Regions from separate parts of the Homo sapiens genome. Here region 2 is linked to region 1. Evidence: read pairs that join two places in POLR2A ChIA-PET (ENCODE). Cell type or tissue: PC-9. All regions are shown on one strand. Links, peaks and the distances in the headings refer to the core of each region. The heading gives the core; the rest is flanking DNA. Region 1 overlaps MVP (major vault protein). Region 2 has its middle 16 kb from the start of TMEM219.

Region 1 (3,362 bases), core at 1-2,500:
CCTGTGCCTGTTTCCTCATCTACAAAATGAGAATGGATAACATTATCAACCAAGTTAGCACATAAAGCACTGGGAACAGAGCCTGGCTCTTCATCTGCACTGTTTGACTGCAGAGGAGGGAAGAGTGCCTGAGGCCCAACTTTCCTATCCAGTGAGGAATCTAGGGAATATAACCAGTGCTGGGGGCTCCCCACCTGAGCTGGCATGCTGGTTTAAGCCTCAGTTGTTTACTGGTCAGTGGCTTATTTCACCCCAGCTGCAGGGATGGAACAGCAAGTAGGGGCTTTACTGCCAAGTGAAGCTTTTTCCACTGCTCCCTTGGAGGGTTCTCCGCAGGGCCGAAACCTGGCCAGGAAACCAGATGGGAGAAGAGGAAGGGCTGGGGCTGTGAGCGGAGGTATGGACAGGGCTCTGAGGCCCCCCCAGGAAAGATTTGAACTCTAGAAGGCCGTGCAAGGTTGGAAGCAGGCTCTGGGAACAGCCTCCATTTGGTTCATCAGTGGATAATCTCCCCAACACCCCCCACAGCTGAGGCCTCTCCACCATCTGCCGCCCCAGCTGGGCCCAGTCAGGGGGTCTGAATGCCTCGCCCAGCTCAGTGACTCAGCAAGAGTCATCCTCATGGCTGGACTCCTGCCTTGTTCTGAGGCCAAGCCCTCGGCAACTGCCCCTGCATCAGCACCAGGACCCCACCTCACCTCCCTGACCACCCACCTGCCATGCCCTAAACCTGGGCCTTCTGCCTAGACCACCCAGGACAGGTCTTGCCTTCTACCCTCGCCATCTATGGAGGTGAGCCAGGGAAACCCTTTGACTCAGGCAGCACATTGGTGACAAGTCTCAGATTGAGTTTTTTGTGGTTTCCTTCCAGATGACATGCGCAGTTAGAGCATTTTACTTAAAATAGATCAGGGCCCTCAAAAGACAATAGCAAGGATTGTGTTGACCTTTGGAAGGCTCTGCCCAGCCCTCAGGCTTGGCCCCTGCTCCCCAGATCCACTCATCCACCCAACTTCCTTCAGTCTCTGCTTCTGAGACCTGCCCTAGTCGGCTCTCAGTGTAGAGGCCCAGTCTTGCCTGATCACACCTCCCTCAGGTGTCATGAGGCTCCTGCAAGAACCACAGCCAGCTTTCACCCCAAATCCCACCAGGGTCTCTCCCACCATGAGGGTAAATAAGCAGGAACTAAATAGCCTGTCCAAAGCAGAAACCAGGTTCATTGTCTAGTTAAAAGAGGGGCTCTTGCCTGAGAGAGGTGGCTCACACCTGTAATCCCAACACTTTGGGAGGCCGAAGGTGGGAGGATGGATTGAGGCCAGGAGTTCAAGACCAGCTTGGGCAACATAGCAAGGCCCCATCTCTTTAAAGAAAGAAAAAAAAAAAAAAGAGGGAGACCGGATCAGACTCTTGGCTCAAAAGTAAACTTCTGCTACAGCAAAACTTAATAAATAAACGAGTCATGAGTCACTACTTCCCAGAGATCTTCAGGGTCAACTGTGAGTAGCTGATATACTGAATCTCTTTTTTGTTTTTTTTGGAGACTGTAGCCCAGGCTGGAGTGAAGTGGCACAATCTCGGCTCACTGCAACGTCCACCTACCTCCCAGGTTCAAGCAATTCTCGTGCCTCAGCCTCCCGAGTAGCTGGAATTACAGGCACATGCCACCAAGCCTGGCTAATTTTTTGTATTTTAGTAGAGATGGGGTTTCACCCCAGGGTGGTCTCAAACTCCTGAGCTCAGGCAATCTGCCTGCCTCAGCCTCCCAAAGTGCTAGGATTACAGGCGTGAACCACCACACCTGGCCCCTAGTGAGTCTTAAATGGCAATTGACCAAGTGACCACACTGCCTACGGGGTCTGCAGTGAGTAGAGTGGTACCACCTGGAGGCTTGATAGCAACACAGCCTGGGGCCCCACCCCAGAGCCACTGAATCTACTGGCATTTTAACTCGACCCTCAATGACTTGCATGCACATTACAGTCTGAGCAGCTCTGGTCTAAAGCAGACTCTCGGCTCGGGCTGCACACTGGTCATCTGGAAATCTGTTTTTTTTTTTTTTTTTTTTTTTTTTTTTTGAGATGGAGTTTCGTGCTTGTTGCCCAGACTGGAGTGTAGCCATCTCGGCTCACTGCAACCTCTGCCTCCCGAGTTCAAGCAATTCTCCTGCTTCAGCCTCCCAAGTAGCTGGGATTACAGATGTCCGCCACCACACCCAGATAATTTTGTTTTTAGTGGACAGGGTTTCGCCATGTTGGTCAGGCTGGAAGTGATCCACCCACCTCGGCCTCCCAAAGGGCTAGGATAACAGGTGTGATCTGCCGCGCCAGGCCTTCTGGAGACCTTTTTTTAAAGCCACCCATCTCCGGTGATTCTATTTAATTGGTCTGGGTGAGGTTCACCCGTTGCTATTGTAAAAAGTTCTCCCTCATTTTTTTTTTTTTTTTCTGAGACGAGTCTCGCTCTGTCACCCAGGCTGGAGTGCAGTGGCACGATCTCGGATCACTGCAGCTCCGCCTCCCGGGTTCATGCCATTCTCCTGCCTCAGCTGGGATTACAGGCACCCACCACCACGCCTAGCTAATTTTTTTTGTATTTTTAGTAGAGATGGGGTTTCACTGTGTTAGCCAGGATGGTCTTGATCTCCTAACCTCGTGATCCGCCTGCCTTGGCCTCCCAAAGTGCTGGGATTACAGGCGTGAGCCACCGCGCCTGGCCTCTGACTCTTAATATATATCCAGGATTGAGAGCCAGTGGGAAAATGTCACTCCAGCAGGTTTTATCACTGCCAGCATGCTCCTGGGCCACTTACTAGCCTCTGAGCCTTCCTCTCCAGTGAAGTGAGAATAAAAGTGACTGTTGACTAGGCTTGGTGGCTCCCACCTGTAATCCCAGCACTTTGGGAGACCAAGATGGGAGGATCACTTGAGGCCAGGAGTTCAAGACCAGCCTGGGCAACATAGGGAGACCCTGTCTCTATAAAAACCATAAAAAATATTAGCTAGGTGTGGTGGTGCACACCTGTGGTCCCTGCTACTTTGGAGGCTGAGGTGGGAGGATCGCCTGTGCCTGGGAGGTCAAGGCTGCAGTGAGCCGTAAATGGAGCACACGAGTGCGCTCTAGCCTGGGCAAGAGTGAGGCCATCTCAAAAAAAAAAAAAAAAAAAAGAAAAGAAAAGAAAAGGAAAAAAAAATGACTGCTCTTCAAGTCAAAGGTATTAGAGACTGGAGGGTCTCTGGTGCACAGTAGGAACTGGGAGGAGGATAAAGATCAGTTTCAGGCCGGGCGCAGTGGCTGTAATCCCAGCACTTTGGGAGGCCAAGGCAGGCGGATTGCCTGAGCTCAGGAGTTCGAGACCAGCCTGG
Region 2 (16,074 bases), core at 8,465-10,964, 120 kb before region 1:
TCAAAGATTTGTACACTGAAAATTACAATATACTGCTGAAATAAATTAAAGAAGACCCCCAAAAGAGAAAACATCCCACATTCATGGATTGAAGGACTTAATAGTGTTAAGATGGCAATACTACCCAAAGCGATCTGCAGTTTCAATGCAAATTCCTAACAAATCATATCAAATCCCTATGATTTTTTTTTTTGTTTTTTTGTTTTTGAGATGGAGTCTCGCTCTGTCACCCAGGCTGGAGGGCAGTGGAACAGAAAAACCCATCCTAAAATTCATACAGAATCTCAAGGGACCCTGAATACCAAAATGGTCTTGAAAAAAAGTTGAAGGACTCAATTTCCTGATTTTAAAACTTACTACAAAGCTATCATAATCAAAACAGTGTAGGGGCTGGGTGCAGTGGCTCACGCCTGTAATCCCAGCACTTTGGGAGGCCAAGGTGGGTGGATCACCTGAGGTCAGGAGTTGGAGACCAGCCTGGTCAACATGGCGAAACCCCATCTCTACTAAAAATACAAAAATTAACTGGGTGGCGAGTGCTTATAATCCCAGCTACTCGGTAGGCTGAGGCAGGAGAATCGCTTGAACCCCGGAGGCGGAGGTTGCAGTGAGACAAGATTTCGCCACTGCACTCCAGCCTGGGGGATAGAGCTAGACTCTGTCTCAAACAAACAACCAAACAAAAACTGTAGGGGGGCCAAGCGTGGTGGCTCATGCCTGTAATCCCAGCACTTTGGGAGGCTGAGGCGGGAGGATCGCTTGAGGCCAGGAGTTCAATACCATCCTGGGCAACATGGTGAGACCCCATCTAAAAATACAAAAATTTAGCCGGAGTGGGGGCAAGCGCCTGTAATCCCAGGTACTCAGGAGGCTGAGGCACGAGAATTGCTTGAACCTGGGAGACAGAGGTTGTAGTGAGCCCAGATTTGGCCACTGCACTCCGGCCTAGGTGACAGAGTGAATGTCAAAAACAAACAAACAAACAAAACACAATGTAGTGGGAAGTCAGAGCAAGATGGCAGAATAGAAGCCTCCTCAGAACCATCATAAGAACCAAAAATCAGGTGAGTGGTCACAGTAGCTGATTTTAACTTCATATCACTGAAAGAGGCACTGAAGAGGGTAGGAAAGACAGCCTTTTTTTTTTTTTTTTTTTTTTTGAGATGAAGTCTCCCTTTGTCTGTTGCCTAGGCTGGAGTGCAATGGTGCAGTCTCGGCTCACTGAAACCTCTGCCTCCCGGGTTCAAGCGATTCTCCTGCCTCAGCCTCCCTAGTAGCTGGGACTACAGGCATGTGCCACCACGCCCGCCGGGTTTTTGTATTTTCAGTGAGACGGGATTTCACCATGTTGGCCTGACCTCAAGTGATCCGCCTGCCTTGGCCTCCCAAAGTGTTGGGATTACAGGTGTGAGCCACCGTGCCCGGGCAGGAAACACTGTCTTGAATCGCTGACACCACCCCTCCCCAACCCCCTAGCAGTAGCTGCATGGCACAGAGAGAAACTGTGCACTTGGAGGAGAGAGAGCACATGGACTGGGGGACTTGGCATTGAACTGAGGGACTTGCCAGTGAACTCAGTGCTGCCCTGTCACAGTGGAGAGCAAAGCCATGCTGGACTCAGCCAGTGCCTGCCCAAGGAGGGAGCATTTGTATCAGCCCGAACCAGAGGGGAATTGTCCATCCTAGTGGTCAGAACTCAAGTTGCGGCAAGCCTTGCCACTGCAGGCTAAAGTGCTCTGGGGTCCTAGGTAAATTTGAAAGGCATTTTAGGATACAAGGACTGCAACTTCTAGGCAAGTCCTAGTGCTGGGCTGGCCTTAGAGCCAGTGGACTAGGATGGCACATGACCTAGCTAGGCAGTAGTTGGGGCAGCTAAAGGAGTGCATGCACCACCCTTCCCCCGATTCCAGGCGGCATAGCTCACAGCAACGAAAGTAACTCCTTCCTTGTGTTTGAGGAGAGGAAAGCAAAGAGTAAAGAGGACTTTGTCTTGCATCTTGGATACCAGATCAGCCGCAATAGGATAGAGCACCAGGCAGTCATGAGGCCCTCATTCCAGGCCCTAGCTCCTGGATGACATTTTTAGACATGCGCTGGGCCAGAAGGGAGCCTGCTGTCCTGAAGGGAGGACGCAGTCCTGGAAGGGCTTATCACCTGCTGACTAAGGAGCCCTTGGTCCCTGAATAGCCAACAGCAATACCCAGGTAGTATCTGTGGACCTTGGATAAGAGTCTGAGTTGTGCTGGCTTCAGGTAGGGCCCAGCACATTACCAGCTGTGGTGGCCCTGGTGAAAGACTACTGCTTGAGAAAAGTGGAGAGAAGAGTAAAGGGAACTTTGTCTTGCCCCTTAGATACCAGCTCGGACACAGTGGGGTAGGGTACCAAGCAGATTTTTGGGGTCCCCGAGTCCAGACCTAAGCTCTTGGACAACATTTTTGGACCTGCTGTGGGCCAGAGGGGGACCCACTGTCCTAAAGGGTGAGTCCCAGGCCTGAGAGCATTCACCACAAGTTGACTTGAAGAGGCCTTGGGCTTTAAGTGAGTGTTCAGAACTCTCTGCAGGCCAGTGGTGGTAGTGGCCACTGGGAGAGGCTCCTCTGTCCTCTGTCCATGGAAAGGGGAAGGTAGAGTGGGAGGCACTTTGTCTTGTGGTTTGAGTCCCAGCTTAGCTGCAGTAGAATAGAACACCAGGTAGATTTCTAAGGTTTTTGACTCTAATCCGTGGCTCCCAGACATTATCTCTGGACCCTCCCAGGACCTGGAGGAACTCGCTGCCCTGAAGGGAAAGATAGAAATCAGACTGGTGGCCCTAGCTGCTGATTGTAGAGCCCTAGGGCCTTGAGTGAACATAGATGGTATTCGGGTAGTGGTTACAGTGGGCCTTGGGTGAGACCCACTGCTGTGCTGGCTTCAGGTATGACCCAGCACAGTCCTAATGGTGGTGGTCATAAGAAGGCTTGCATCACCCCACCCCTAGCTCCAGGAAGCTCAGCAAAGAGACAGAGACTCCATTTATTTGGGAGACAGTAAGGAAAGAGAACAAGAGTCTCTGCCTAGTAATCAGAGAATTCATCTGGATCTTATCTAGGACCACCAAGGTGGTACTTATATGAGTCCACAAGAACCACAGTGTTATTGGGCTTGGAGCTCAAGTCTTTTTGGATACCTGGAAAGCCTTCCCAAAAAAGATGGGCACAAACAAGCCCAGACTGCAAAGGCTACAATAAATACCTAACTCTTCAATGTGCAGACACTGATGAACATTGACAAGCATCAAGACCATCCAGGAAAACATGACCTCACCAAATGAACCAAAGAAGCCACCAGGGACTAATCCTGGAGAAACACAGATGGGACTTTTCAGACAGAGAATTCAAAAAAGACGTTTTGAGGAAACTCAAAGAAATTCACAATAACACAGAGAAGGAATTCAGAATTCTATCAATAAATTTAACAAAGAGATTGAAATAACTAAAAATAAGCAGAAATTCTAGAGTTGGAAAATGCAATTGACATACTAAAGAATGCATTAGAAGGCGTGGTGGCTCACGCCTGTAATCCCAGCACTTTGGGAAGCTGAGGTGGGTGGATCACCTGAGGTCAGAAGTTCACGACCAGCCTGGCCAGCATGGTGAAACCCCGTCTCTACTAAAAATACACACACACGCGCACACGCACACACACACACATGTGTATTGGTGCATGTCTGTAGTCCCAGTTACTCAGGAGGCTGAGGCAGGAGAATCGCTTGAACCTGGGAGGTGAAGTTTGCAGTAAGCTGAGATCCCGCCACTGCACTCCAGCCTGGGCGACAGAGCGAGACTCCATCTCAGAAAAACAAACAAACAAACAACAAACAAAAAAACACACAATGGAGCTCCAATTCCCATCTGGCAGCAGACTTTTCAGTGGAAACCTTACAGGCCAGGAAAGAATGGCATGACATTGAAAGTGCTAAAAGAAAAAAAAATTACCCTAGAATAGTATGTCTGGTAAAAATATTCTTCAAACATGAAGGATAAATAAAGACTTGCCCAGACAAACGAAAATGAAGGGTTTCATCAACACCAGACCTGTCCTACGAGAAATGCTAAGGGGAGTTCTTCAATCTGAAAGAAAAGGATGTTCATGAGCAATAAGAAATCATTTGAAGGTACAAAATTCACTGGTAATAGCAAGCACACAGAAAAATACAGGGTATTATAACACTGTAATTTTGGTATATAAACTACCATTATCTGTTTTTGTTTTGTTTTGTTTTGTTTTTTGAGATGGAGTTTCACTCTTGTTGCCCAGGCTGGAGTGCAATGGTGCGATCTCGACTCCCTGCAACCTCCTCCTCCCGGGTTCAAGAGATTCTCCTGCCTCAGTCTCCCGAGTAGCTGGGATTATAGGCATGTATCACCACACCCAGCTAATTTTGTATTTTTAGTAGAGACAGGGTTTCTCCGTGTTGGTCAGGCTGGTCTTGAACTCCCGACTTCAGGTGATCCACCCACCTAGGCCTCCCAAAGTGCTGGGATTACAAGCATGAGCCACTGCGCCTGGCCAACTACTCTTAAGTAGAAAAGCTAAACAATGAACCAATAAAAAAACAATAACTACAACATTTCAAGGCATAGTACAATAAGACATAAAGGGAACCACATTAAAAAGCAGTGGGGGCTGGACACGGTGGCTCATGCCTGTAATCCCGGCACTTTGGGAGGCTGAGGCGGGTGGATCACAAGGTCTGGAGTTCAAGACAAGCCTAACCAATATGGTGAAACTCCGTCTCTACTAAAAATACAAAAATTAGCCAGGTGTGGTGGTGTGCACCTGTAGTCCCAGCTACTCAGGAGGCTGAGACAGGAGAATCGCTTGAACCATGGAAGGCAGAGGTTGCAGTGAGCTGAGATAGCGCCACTGCACTCCATCCTGGGCGACAGAGTGAGACTCCATCTCAAAAAAAAAAAAAAAAAAAGCAGGGGGGGAGGAAGTTAAAGTGTAGAGTTTTTATTATTTTTTTTTTCATTTTGCTTGTTTGTTTGTTTATGCAACCAGTGTTAAGTTGTCATCAGTTTGCCGGGCGTGGTGGCTCACGCCTGTAATCCCAGCACTTTGGGAGGCCGAGGCGGGTGGATCACGAGGTCAGGAGATCGAGATCATCCTGGCTAACACAGTGAAACCCCGTCACTACTAAAAATACAAAAAATTAGTTGGGCACGGTGGCGGGTGCCTGTAGTCCCAGCTACTTGGGAGGCTGAGGCAGGAGAATGGCACGAACCCGGGAGGCGGAGCTTGCAGTGAGCCAAGATCGTGCCACTGCACTCCAGCCTGGGCGACAGAGCGAGACTCTGTCTCAAAAAAAAAAAAAAGTTGTCATCAGTTATCAGTTTAAAATAATGGGTAATAAGATAGTATTTGGCTGGGCATGGTAGCTCATGCCTATAATCCCAATACTTTGATAGGCTAAGGCAGGAAGATCACTTTAACCCAGGAGGTCACAATGTTACTCATTTTGCCTGGGTAAATGGCAAAATGTTGACTCTACAATAAAAAAAATTAGCTGGGTGTGGTGGCATGTACCTGTAGTCCCAGCTCCTGGGGAGGCTGAGGCAGGAGAATCACTTGAACTCAGGAGGCAGGGGCTGCAGTGAGCTGAGATTGTGCCATTGCCCTCTAGCCTAGGTGACAGAGCAAGACTCCACCTCAGAAAAAAAAAAAGATCATCATGACGAAGTGGAATTTCTCCCAGGGATGCAAGGATGGTTCAACATACACAAATCAATTAATGTGGTACATCATATCAACAAAACGAAAGACAAAAACCATATGATCATTTCAATTGATGCTGAAAAAGCATTTGATAAAATTCAACACTACTTCATAATAAAAACCCTCAAAAAACTGGGTGTAGAAGAAACATACCTCAACATTATAAAAACCATATATGACAGACCCACAGCTAGTATCATACTGAATGAGGAAAACCCGAAAGACTTTCCTCTAAGATCTGGAACATGACAAGGATGCCCACTTTCACCACTGTTATTCAGCATAGTACTGGAAGACCTAGCTAGAACAATTAGACAAGAGAAAGAAACAAAGGGCGTCCAAATTGGAAAGGAAGAAGTAAAAATTATTCTTGTTTGCAGATGATAAGATCTTATATTTAGAAAAAACATAGACTCCACTAAAAAACTATTAGAACTAATAAACAGGGGGCAGTCATGCCAAGCACCTTAATTCATTTTAATGGTGGAAATAATGGACACATATGCTTAGGGAGTTCAAGTCATCTCACTTATGACATATAGACAGAATGAAAAACTATTTTTTTTAGCAATATGATTCTTCTTTTTTTTTTTTTTTTTGAGACAGAGTCTTGCTCTGTTGCCCAGGCTGGAGTACAGTGGTGCCATCTTGGCTCACTGCAACCTCTGCTTCCCAGGTTCAAGCGATTCTCCTGCCTCAGCTTCCTGAGTAGCTGGGACTACAGGCATGTACCACCATGCCTGGCTAATTTTTGTATTTTTAGTAGAGACGGGTTTCCCTATGTTGGTCAGGCTGGTCTCGAACTCCTGATCTCATGATCTGCCCCCCGCCTCGGCCTCCCAAAGTGCTGGGATTACAGGCATGAGCCACAGCGCCAGGCCATTCTTTTTTTTTTTTTGAGACGGAGTCTAGCTCTGTCAACCAGGGTGGAGTGCAGTGGCATGATCTTGGCTTGCTGCAACCTCCGCCTCCCAGGTTCAAGCAATTCCCCTGCCTCAGCCTCTCAAGTAGCTGGGACTATGGGCGTGCACCCCTAGGCCTGGCTAACTTTTTTTTTTTTTTTGAGATGGAGTCTCGCTCTGTCACCCAGGCTAGAGTGCAGTGGCACGATCTCAGCTCACTGCAAGCTCTGCCTCCTGGGTTCACGCCATTCTCCTGTCTCAGCCTCCTGAGTAGTGGGGACTACAGGCGCCTGAGGCCTGGCTAACTTTTTTTGTCTTTTTAGTACAGATGGAGTTTCACCATGTTGGTCAGGCTGGTCTTGAACTCCTGGCCTCAAATGATCCGCCCATCTCGGCCTCCAAAAGTGCTGGGATTACAGCACGAGCCACTGCGCCAGGCCAGTCAATAATAATTTAATTGTATATTTTAAAATAACTGAAAGAATTTAACTGGGTTATTTGTAACACAAAGGATAAATGCTTGAGGGGATAGATACCCCATTTATCATGATGTGATTATTATGCGTTGCATGCCTCTATCAAAGTATCTCCTGTACCCTATAAATATATATGCCTACTACGTACCCACAAAAATTAAAAACAAGAAATTTAAAAAGTTAAAACAAACAAAAGAAAAAACCCAGTGTGATACTGACCTAAGGGTAGATAGAGAAACAAATGGAGTAGAATAGAGAACCCAGAAATAAATCCTCACATATATGGTTAATTGATTTTCAACAATTGATTTTCAACTATTTTCCCTTGTTGAAAATAGTTGTTTAGACTATTCAATGGGGGAAAGGATTCGTATTTTTGACAAATGTTGGTGGGCAGGGGGTGGGGGAAACATGCAAAATAATGAGGTTAGCCCTTTTCTGTACCCCACATAGAAAGCTTAGCTCACATACAAAAAATTAACTCAAAATGGATCAAAGATCTAAACTTAAGTGCAAAAACCATAAAAATCCTAGAATAAAACATAGGGGAAAATCTTCATCATATTGTATTTGGCAATGATTTCTTAGATATGATACCAAAAGCACAGGTAACAAAAGTAAAAATAGATAAAGGGGACTTCATCAAAATAAAAAGTTTTGTGTTTCAAAGAATACCACCCACAAGGCCGGGCGCGGTGGCTCACGCCTGTAATCCCAGCACTTTGGGAGGCCAAGGCGGGTGGATCACGAGGTCAGGAGATAGAGAGCATCCTGGCTAACACCGTGAAACCCCATCTGTACTAAAAAAAAATACAAAAAATTAGCCGGGCATGGTGGCGGGCGCCTGTAGTCCCAGCTACTCAGGAGGCTGAGGCAGGAGAATGGCGTGAACCCGGGAGGTGGAGCTCGCAGTGAGCCGAGATCCTGCCACTGTACTCCAGCCTGGGCAACAGAGCAAGACTCTGTCTCAAAAAAAAAAAAAAAAAAAAGAATACCAGCCACAAGGTGAAAAGACAGCTCACCGAATGGGAAAAAGTATTTGCAAATCTTACATCTGATAAAGTACTTGTATTTAAAACATAGAAATAACTCTTACAATTCAATAAGAAAAAGAAAATTGACCAATTGAAAAATGGGTAAGGGGCCAGGCGCGGTGGATCACGCCTATAATCCCGGCACTTTGGGAGGCCAAGGCAGATAGATCACTTGAGGTCAGGAGTTCGAGACCAGCCTGACCAACATGGCGAAACCCTTTCTCTACTAAAAATACAAAAATTAGCTGGGTATGGTGGCGTTTGCCTATTATCCCAGCTACTCGGGAGGCAGGAGAATCACTTGAACCTGGGAGGCAGAGGTTGCAGTGAGCCAAGATTGCACCACTGCACTCCAGCCTGGGTGATAGAATGAGACTCTGAGTCTCCAAAAAAAATGGGGCTCTGAGTCTCCAAAAAAAAGAATTCTGATACATACTATAACATGGATGAACCTTGAAAACATTGTGCTGGCTGGGCACAGTGGCTCACGCCTGTAATCCCAGCACTTAGGGAGGCCGAGGCAGGCGGATCACGAGGTCAGGAGATTGAGACCATCCTGGCTAACACGGTGAAACCCCATCTCTACTAAAAATACAAAAAATTAGCCGGGCGTGGTGGCGGGCGCCTGTAGTCCCAGCTACTCTGCTGAGGCAGGAGAATAGCGTGAACCCCGAGAGGCGGAGCTTGCAGTGAGCCGAGATCGTGCCACTGCACTCCAGCCTGGGTGACAGAGCGAGACTCCGTCTCAAAAAAAAAAAAAAAAAAGAAAGAAAGAAAACATTGTGCTAAGTGAAAGTGGCCAGCCATAAACTATAGTCACATATCGTATGATTCCATGCATATGAAATGTCCAGAACAGGCAAATCTACAGGGAGATTAGGGACTGCCAGGGGCTGGGCACACAGGGGAATAGAGAATCACTGCCTAATGGATTTGGGGGTTTCCTTTGGGGTGATGAGAATGTTTTGGAGCTAGATCAAGGTGATGCTTTCAAACATTGTGAATTTACTTAATGCCACTGAATTGTACACTGTAAAATGGTTAAATGGTAAATTTTACATTGTATTCTACTACAATTTCTGTTTAAAAACTGAGCTTATTACTTTTTCTGTTTTTTCCTTTTGAGACAGTGTCTTGCTCTGTCGCCCAAGCTGGAGTGCAGTAGCACGATCATGACTCACTGCAGCCTCGACCTCCTGGGCCCAAGCGGTTCTCCCATCTCAGACTCCCAAGTAGCTGGGACTACAGGTCTGCACCACAACACCTAGCTAATTGTTTTGAATTTTAGTAGAGATGAGATTTCTCTATGTTGCTCAGGCTGATCTGGAACTCTGGGGCTAAGGTGATTCACACGCCTCAGCCTCCCAAAGTGCTGGGATTATGGGCGTGAGCCACTGCGCCTGGCCTACTTTTTCTTCATATAAACTCCTCTTACTGTATCTTCATCTCAGGTTACAGTGTAATCATCTACCCAGTCTCCCAGGCAATAAACCTCTGAGTCAGCCTGGACTCCACCCTCTGCCCTTATCCCACGCATTCCATGCATCACAGTCTTCCCAAAGCCTTCCCCTCCTCTCCATTCCCTTTGCTTCCTTCAGACATTCTTTGTCTCTCATCAGGGCTCAGCAGTGTCTCCTCACCCTTCTCGCTGCCTCCACCTCCTACTCCATTCAATGCATCTTCCACAGCGCCTCCTGAGTTTGTTTCCTAAAAGAGCAACCTCAAGACTCAGCTGCTCTGCCTGAAGAACTCTGCTGCCTCCAGCAGAAAGCTCCACCTTTGGAAACAGATATGATCCTCCAGCAATCCCAACACTCGGAGGCTGAGGCGAGAGGATCACTTGAGCTCAGGAGTTCAAGTCCAGCCTGGGCAACACAGCAAGACCTCCAGTGAAATTCAAAAAAATTAGCCAGGCGTGGTGGCTGTAAGAATTAAAGAAAGAGGAGAGAAACATGAAGGGTGGTTTGACAGTCATCAGGGACAGGTTTATTTTGAATAATAAACTTGGCAGCTGGCCAAGTTAGGTCAGAGCCACCCTTTCTTACAAAGAGTTTGTAAGGATTCAGGGTGGGAGAGTTTATCAGAGGCTTGGACTGCTTCTGTGTCTCTTTGTTGTGCTTATCTTGTGCTTATCTTTTTTCTGCAGCTATAGGCATATCCCCTGAGTCTGCTTTTAACTTCCCTATCTTAGTGCAACTGAAGGGAAAGAAATGTGCTTATTAAGGCCCATTATTTTTTTGTTTGTTTGTTTTGAGACAATCTCTCTCTGTTGTCCAGGCTGGAATGCAGTGGCGTGATCTAGGCTCACTGCAACCTCTGCCTCCCAGGTTCAAGGGATTATCCTGCCTCAGCCTCCTGAGTAGCTGGGATTACAGGCGCGCGCCACCATGCCCGGCTAATTTTTGTATTTTTAATAGAGATGGGGTTTCACCGTGTTGATCAGGCTGGTCTCGAACTCCTGACCTCGTGATCTGCCCACCTCAGCCTCCCAAAGTGCTGGGATTACAGACATGAGCCACCACGCCCGGCCTAAGGCCCACTGTTTTACTGGGGCCCGTTGTATGAGGGTGAAGTTTGGCAGTTACCCAAGAGACTTTGCCCCCACCTCCCTCTATGCCCAAACTGTCTTATCTGCGTTTTCCTGTCTGCTCTTTCTGTCTGCTTGTAGTTAGAAGAGAAGTGATTTCCTTGAAATGCATGAGGCTAGAAAGGGAGCTGTAACTTAAAGGGGCGGTGTTTGTCCCAGATGACAGTGCTCTTGCTCCGTCAGTGTCATATGGTTGTAGTCCCAGCACCTTGGGACGCTGAGGCAGGAGGATCGCTTAAGCCCAGGAGCTTGAGGCTGCAGTGAACTGTGATTATATCACTGCACTCCAGCCTGGGCGACAGAGCAAGATCTTATCTCAAAATTAATGTATTATTATCATTATTAATTTTTTGAGACAGAGTCTTGCTCTGTCACCCAGGCTGGAGTGCAGTGGCAGAATCTCTGCTCACTGCAACCTTCGCCTCCCGGGTTCAAGCAATTCTTCTGCCTCAGCCTCCCTAGTAGCTGGGACTACAGGTGCACACCACCACGCCCAGCTAATTTTTGTATTTTTAGTAGAGACAGGGTTTTGCCGTGTTGGCCAGGCTGGTCTTGAACTCCTGATCTTGAGTGATCTGCCCGCTTTGGCTTCCCAAAGCGCTGGGATTACAGGTGTGAACCACTGTGCCCAGCCTATTATTACTATTATTATTATTATTTTTGAGACGGAGTCTTGCTCTGTCGCCCAGGCTGGAGTGCAGTGGCACAATCTCGCCAGCCTATTATTTTTTTAAGAGATCCTTCAAAACCTGGCCTTAACTCTCCTTTCCAGCATCATCTCTCATTTTTCACTCCAGTCACATAAATGTCTCACAATTCTACCTACTCCATACCTCCATATTTTTGGCTGGTGCAGTTCTCTCTTCGGGTAACTTTCTCCCTTCTTTCTGCCTTGTACACATTTTCTCTTTCTTCAAGACCAGTCTCAAAGGTCACAGCCTCTGTAATGCCTTCCCCCACTCTCAGGATTGAGCTCCCATTCCCACTGAACCTCGGCAAGTCTCCACCTATAGTACCTAGCACCCTGCATGTAACTCTCTTGTAGAAAAAAATCCATCTCCTTTGTTTTTTATTTATTTGTTTATTTATGTACGGAATCTCCCTTTGTCTCCCAGGCTGGAGTGCAGTGGTGCAATCATAGCTCACTGCAGCCTCCACTTCCTGTGCTCAATCCATCCTCCTGCCTCAGCCTCCCAAGTAGCTGGGACTACAGGCATGTGCAATCACACTCGGCTAATTTTGAAATTTTTTGTAGAGGTGGGGTCTCACTATGTAGTTGCCCAGGTTGATCTCAAACTCCTGCCCTCAAGCAGTCCTCCCACCTTGGCCTCCCAAGATGCTGGGCCAGGTGCTGTGGTACCATGCTAGATGGTATGTCACAGGTAGTCAGCGGTTCCTGGTAGTGACTATATTCAGAATGGTAGTTAAAAGTAATCAGTTTATTCTGCAGCAAGCACAGGGACACAGGAAGACAGTCCTGACTCCAGGGGCTAGCACCTGTTGGGGATTCTGGGATGCCAGGGCTAGCTCCAGTCCTAGGGAAACTGTATTGTCAGACAGGGCAACTGAGGCAGAAACCTTGGCCAACAGCAGAGAAGAGGAAAGGCAGGGGTCTGGTGGGCATCAGGGTTTCCAGGGCTCATCTCAGTCAGTTAGAGGAAGGCAATGGCTTTTTGGAGAACAGAATGAAGGACATATTGTGTGGGAAATGTCAGGGATGCCGCAAGGGAGGTGAATTAGCGGGGTGTGAACTCCATTGCTTAGCCTAAAGCTTTTCCTGGTCTTTCCATCTTCACTGGCCAAAGCAGCTGTCATACAATTGGGTCCTTTGCTGCTATGATTCCAGGGCTGGAAGGGTCCTTAAAGATATTCCAGCCAACGCCCTGGGTGATGCTAGAATTCCTTCTAGACTTTAGGCTTGATCCACACACTCCCAGAACTAGTAAAGCTCTCAGAGACCTGGGGACCTGGTATGCAGGGCCCACTCCTGCCTTCTCTGGGGGAATTTTCCCCACCGCCTCCTTTCTTTGCCTGGTCCAAGTCCCAGCTTCCAGAAAGAGGTCCATACCTGAGATACCTCCACTTCCTCCTCCTCCAGAGCCAGCTTAAAGTCAGGAGGCGGCACAAGTCCGCGAAGCTCAGAAAGTCCCCCAGATTCCTCTGTGGTCAAGCCAGTTTCATTCAATTGAAGCTTGTTCCCTGAGGATTTGTTCATGGGGGAGTTATTGTGTACTTGATTATAGTTCCCATGGCTACTGGCTCACAGTGTGAAGGGAATGGGCATACATCCACGTCCTCCTGCAAAATTGGGATTTGACCTCATTTATAACCAAACATGCAGCAGGCAACCTTGCAAATTACACAGCATGAAGAGAGTCCAGAGAGTTCTGAATGACTTAGTAGAAAATAACATTAAATAAAATAGTACATGCGGAAGGATGTGTTCTCTCCCTGGTTCAACTTAGGTGCATAATAGCTGTTCATAGCAGTATTAACCTTGACATCCAGGAGGGAGACCATTCAACTGAAAGGTTGCAAACTGGCAACCCTCAGTGGGAATCTCACCCATAGACCTATATATCCAATTTCAGAGTACTATGGTTTGAATGAGTCCCTCAAATCTCAGGTGTTGGAAAGTTAATCCCTGATGTAATACTGTTGAGAGGTGAGATCCTTAAGAGGCAATTAGGTCAATGGATTAATGCCATTATTTCAGGAATGGGTTTGTTATAAAAGCAAATTCAGCCCCCTCTTTCTCTCTCTCATGCTCTCTTGCCACGTGATGATGTCTCACCAGAGGCAGCTCCTGTATCTTGGACTTCACAGCCTCTAGAACCATAAGCCAAATAAATGTCTATTGTTCCTAAACTACGCAGACTGTGATATTCTGTGATAGCAACATGAAGTGGACACAGAGTGTTTAAAACTTGCTTTGAGTCAACTTAAAAAAAATCAGTATCTTTCACTGAAAAAAAAAAATCCAGGCCGGGTGCAGTGACTCACACCTATAATCCCAGCACTATGGGAGGCCGAGGTGGGTGGATCACGTGAGGCCAGGAGTTCAAGACCAGCCTGGCCAATATGGTGAATCCCTGTCTCTACTAAAAATACAAAAATTAGCCAGGTGTGGTGGCAGGCACCTGTAATCCCAGCTACTTGGGAGGCTGAGGCACGAGATTCGCTTGAACCCAGGAGGCAGAGGTTGCAGTGAGCCGAGATTGTGCCACTGCACTCCAGCCTGGGTGACAGAGCAAGATCCTGTCTCCAAAACAAACAAACATCCAGATTCCAGTGTCAATGTCCTTCTGTTAAGGGCCACCAAGAACACACCTAAAAGAAAGTTTTAAAACAACGTTGGGGGACTGAGTGTGGTGGTTCATGCATGTAATCCCAGCTCTTTGGGAGGCTAAGGTGGGAGGATTGCTTGAACATAGGGGTTTGAGACTAGCCTGGGCAACATGATGAAACTCCATCTCTACAAAAAATACAAAAAATTAGTGGGGTGTGGTGGCATGTGCCTGTAGTCCTAGCTACTCAAGGGGGCTGAGGTGGGAGAATCACCTGAGCCTGGGAGGTTGAGGCTGCAGTAGGTCATGATTGCACTACTGTACTCCAGCCTGGGCAAGAGAATGAGACCATGTCTAAAAAAAAAAAAAAAAAAACAACCCAAAACAAAAAACAAAGTCAGTTTTACGGACTCATAGCAATGAGGCAGACCCACATAATATGGGGAACTCTAAGGCATCTCAGAAAGAGGTGTTGAAGATGACTTAGACTGGGCATGGTGGCTCCCGCCTGTAAGCCCAGCAATATGGAATGCCAAGGCAGGAAGATCGCTTAGGCCCAGGAGTTCAAGACCAGCCTGGGCAACATAGTGAAACCCCACGTGTCTAATTAAAAAAAAAAAAAAAAAAAGACTTATTGTAGGACTTATGCTCGTGTTATGTTTCAGGAGAGGATTTGAGGCAAGAGGGTTTGCTCTGGTTTGGATGCATCAGGAAGGAAGGGGTAATTCTTTTTTTTTTTTTTTTTTAGATGGAGTCTCGCTCTGTCTCCAGGCTGGAGTGCAACAGCGCGATCTTGGCTCACTGCAAGCTCCGCCTCTCAGGTTCATGCCATTCTCCTGCCTCAGCCTCCCGAGTAGCTGGGACTACAGGTGCCCGCCACCACACCCAGCTAATTTTTTTTGTATTTTTAGTAGAGACGGGGTTTCACTGTGTTAGCCAGGATGGTCTCGATCTCCTGACCTCGTGGTCTGCCTGCCTTGGCTTCCCAAAGTGCTGGGATTACAGGCATGAGCCACCGCACCCGGCCAGGAAGAGGTAATTCTATGTCTGAGTACCGTAATTTTCAACTGAAAGGTGGGAGAAAGGAGCAGGACTAAATAGTTTGGACAATGTTCTTGTTTTTGTCTGTGTTCAGACATCATGAGTACACAGTGGCTTTGTTTTTGTCTGATCCACCACAGTCATAGAGTGGCCTTGTCTCTGTCGTGGTGTTCTATAAAATTGTTGATGTTGGCTGGGTGCAGTGGCTCACGCCTGTAATCTCAGCACTTTGGGAGGCCAAGGCAGGTGGATCACCTGATGTCAGGAGGTTGAGACCAGCCTGGCCAACATGGTGAAACCCCACCTCTATTAAAAAAAAAACAAAAATTAGGCCGGGCACGGTGGCTTACACCTGTAATCCCAGCACTTTGGGAGGCCGAGGCGGGTGGAACACCTGAGGTCAGAAGTTCAAGACCAGCCTGGTCAACATGGTGAAACCCTGTCTCTACTATACATACAAAAATTAGCCAGGTGTGGTGGCGGGCGCCTGTAGTCCCAGCTACTCGGGAGGCTGAGGCAGGAGAATCGCTTGAACCTGGGAGGCAGAGGTTGCAGTGAGCCAAGATCACGCCATTGCGCTCCAGCCTAGACAACAAGAGCGAAACTTCATCTCAAAAACAAAACAAAACAAAACAAAAATTAGCCGGGCATGATGGCGGGCGCCTGTAATCCCAGCTACTTGACACCAGCCTTGGTGACAAGAGCGAAACTCCATTTCAAAAAAAGAAATTGCCAAGATGGGCCAGGTACAGCCGCTCATGCTTGTAATCCTAGCACTTTGGGAGGCCGAGACAGGCGGATCACCTGAGGTCGGGAGTTCGAGACCAGCCTGGCCAACATGGTGAATCCCCGTCCCTACTAAAAATACAAAAATTAGCTGGGCGTGGTGATGTGTGCCTGTAGTCTCAGCTACTCAGCAGACTGAGGCATAAGAATTGCTTGAATCTGGGAAGTGGAGTTTGCAGTGAGCCCATATCACGCCACTGCAC

The links. ChIA-PET counts read pairs that join two places held together with the same protein. Peaks named below come from ENCODE experiments on the same cell type or tissue, not always from the same donor. Only the 100,000 strongest peaks of a DNase experiment are listed, where the experiment ranks them.
Region 2: POLR2A ChIA-PET joins it to region 1 with 16 read pairs; 6 of 35 experiments call an interaction of 5 or more read pairs at or near these places.

Annotation. Positions count from the first base shown.
Region 1 is chr16:29,822,925-29,826,286 of GRCh38, reverse strand. The region is part of intron 1 of MVP (major vault protein); the gene reads right to left. Among named protein-coding and RNA genes, the nearest start is that of MVP, 4.1 kb to the right of the region's middle. RefSeq lists enhancers at 131-703, 890-1,019, 1,080-1,159. In PC-9, for the core only: no CTCF peak of the experiment used is centred there; DNase peaks (open chromatin) are centred at 916 and 1,466; H3K4me3 peaks cover 225 bases; H3K27ac peaks cover 1,888 bases.
Region 2 is chr16:29,937,769-29,953,842 of GRCh38, reverse strand. No RefSeq gene overlaps it. Among named protein-coding and RNA genes, the nearest start is that of TMEM219, 16 kb to the left of the region's middle. In PC-9, for the core only: a CTCF peak has its summit at 9,883; DNase peaks (open chromatin) are centred at 9,542 and 10,292; H3K4me3 peaks cover 1,055 bases; H3K27ac peaks cover 2,435 bases.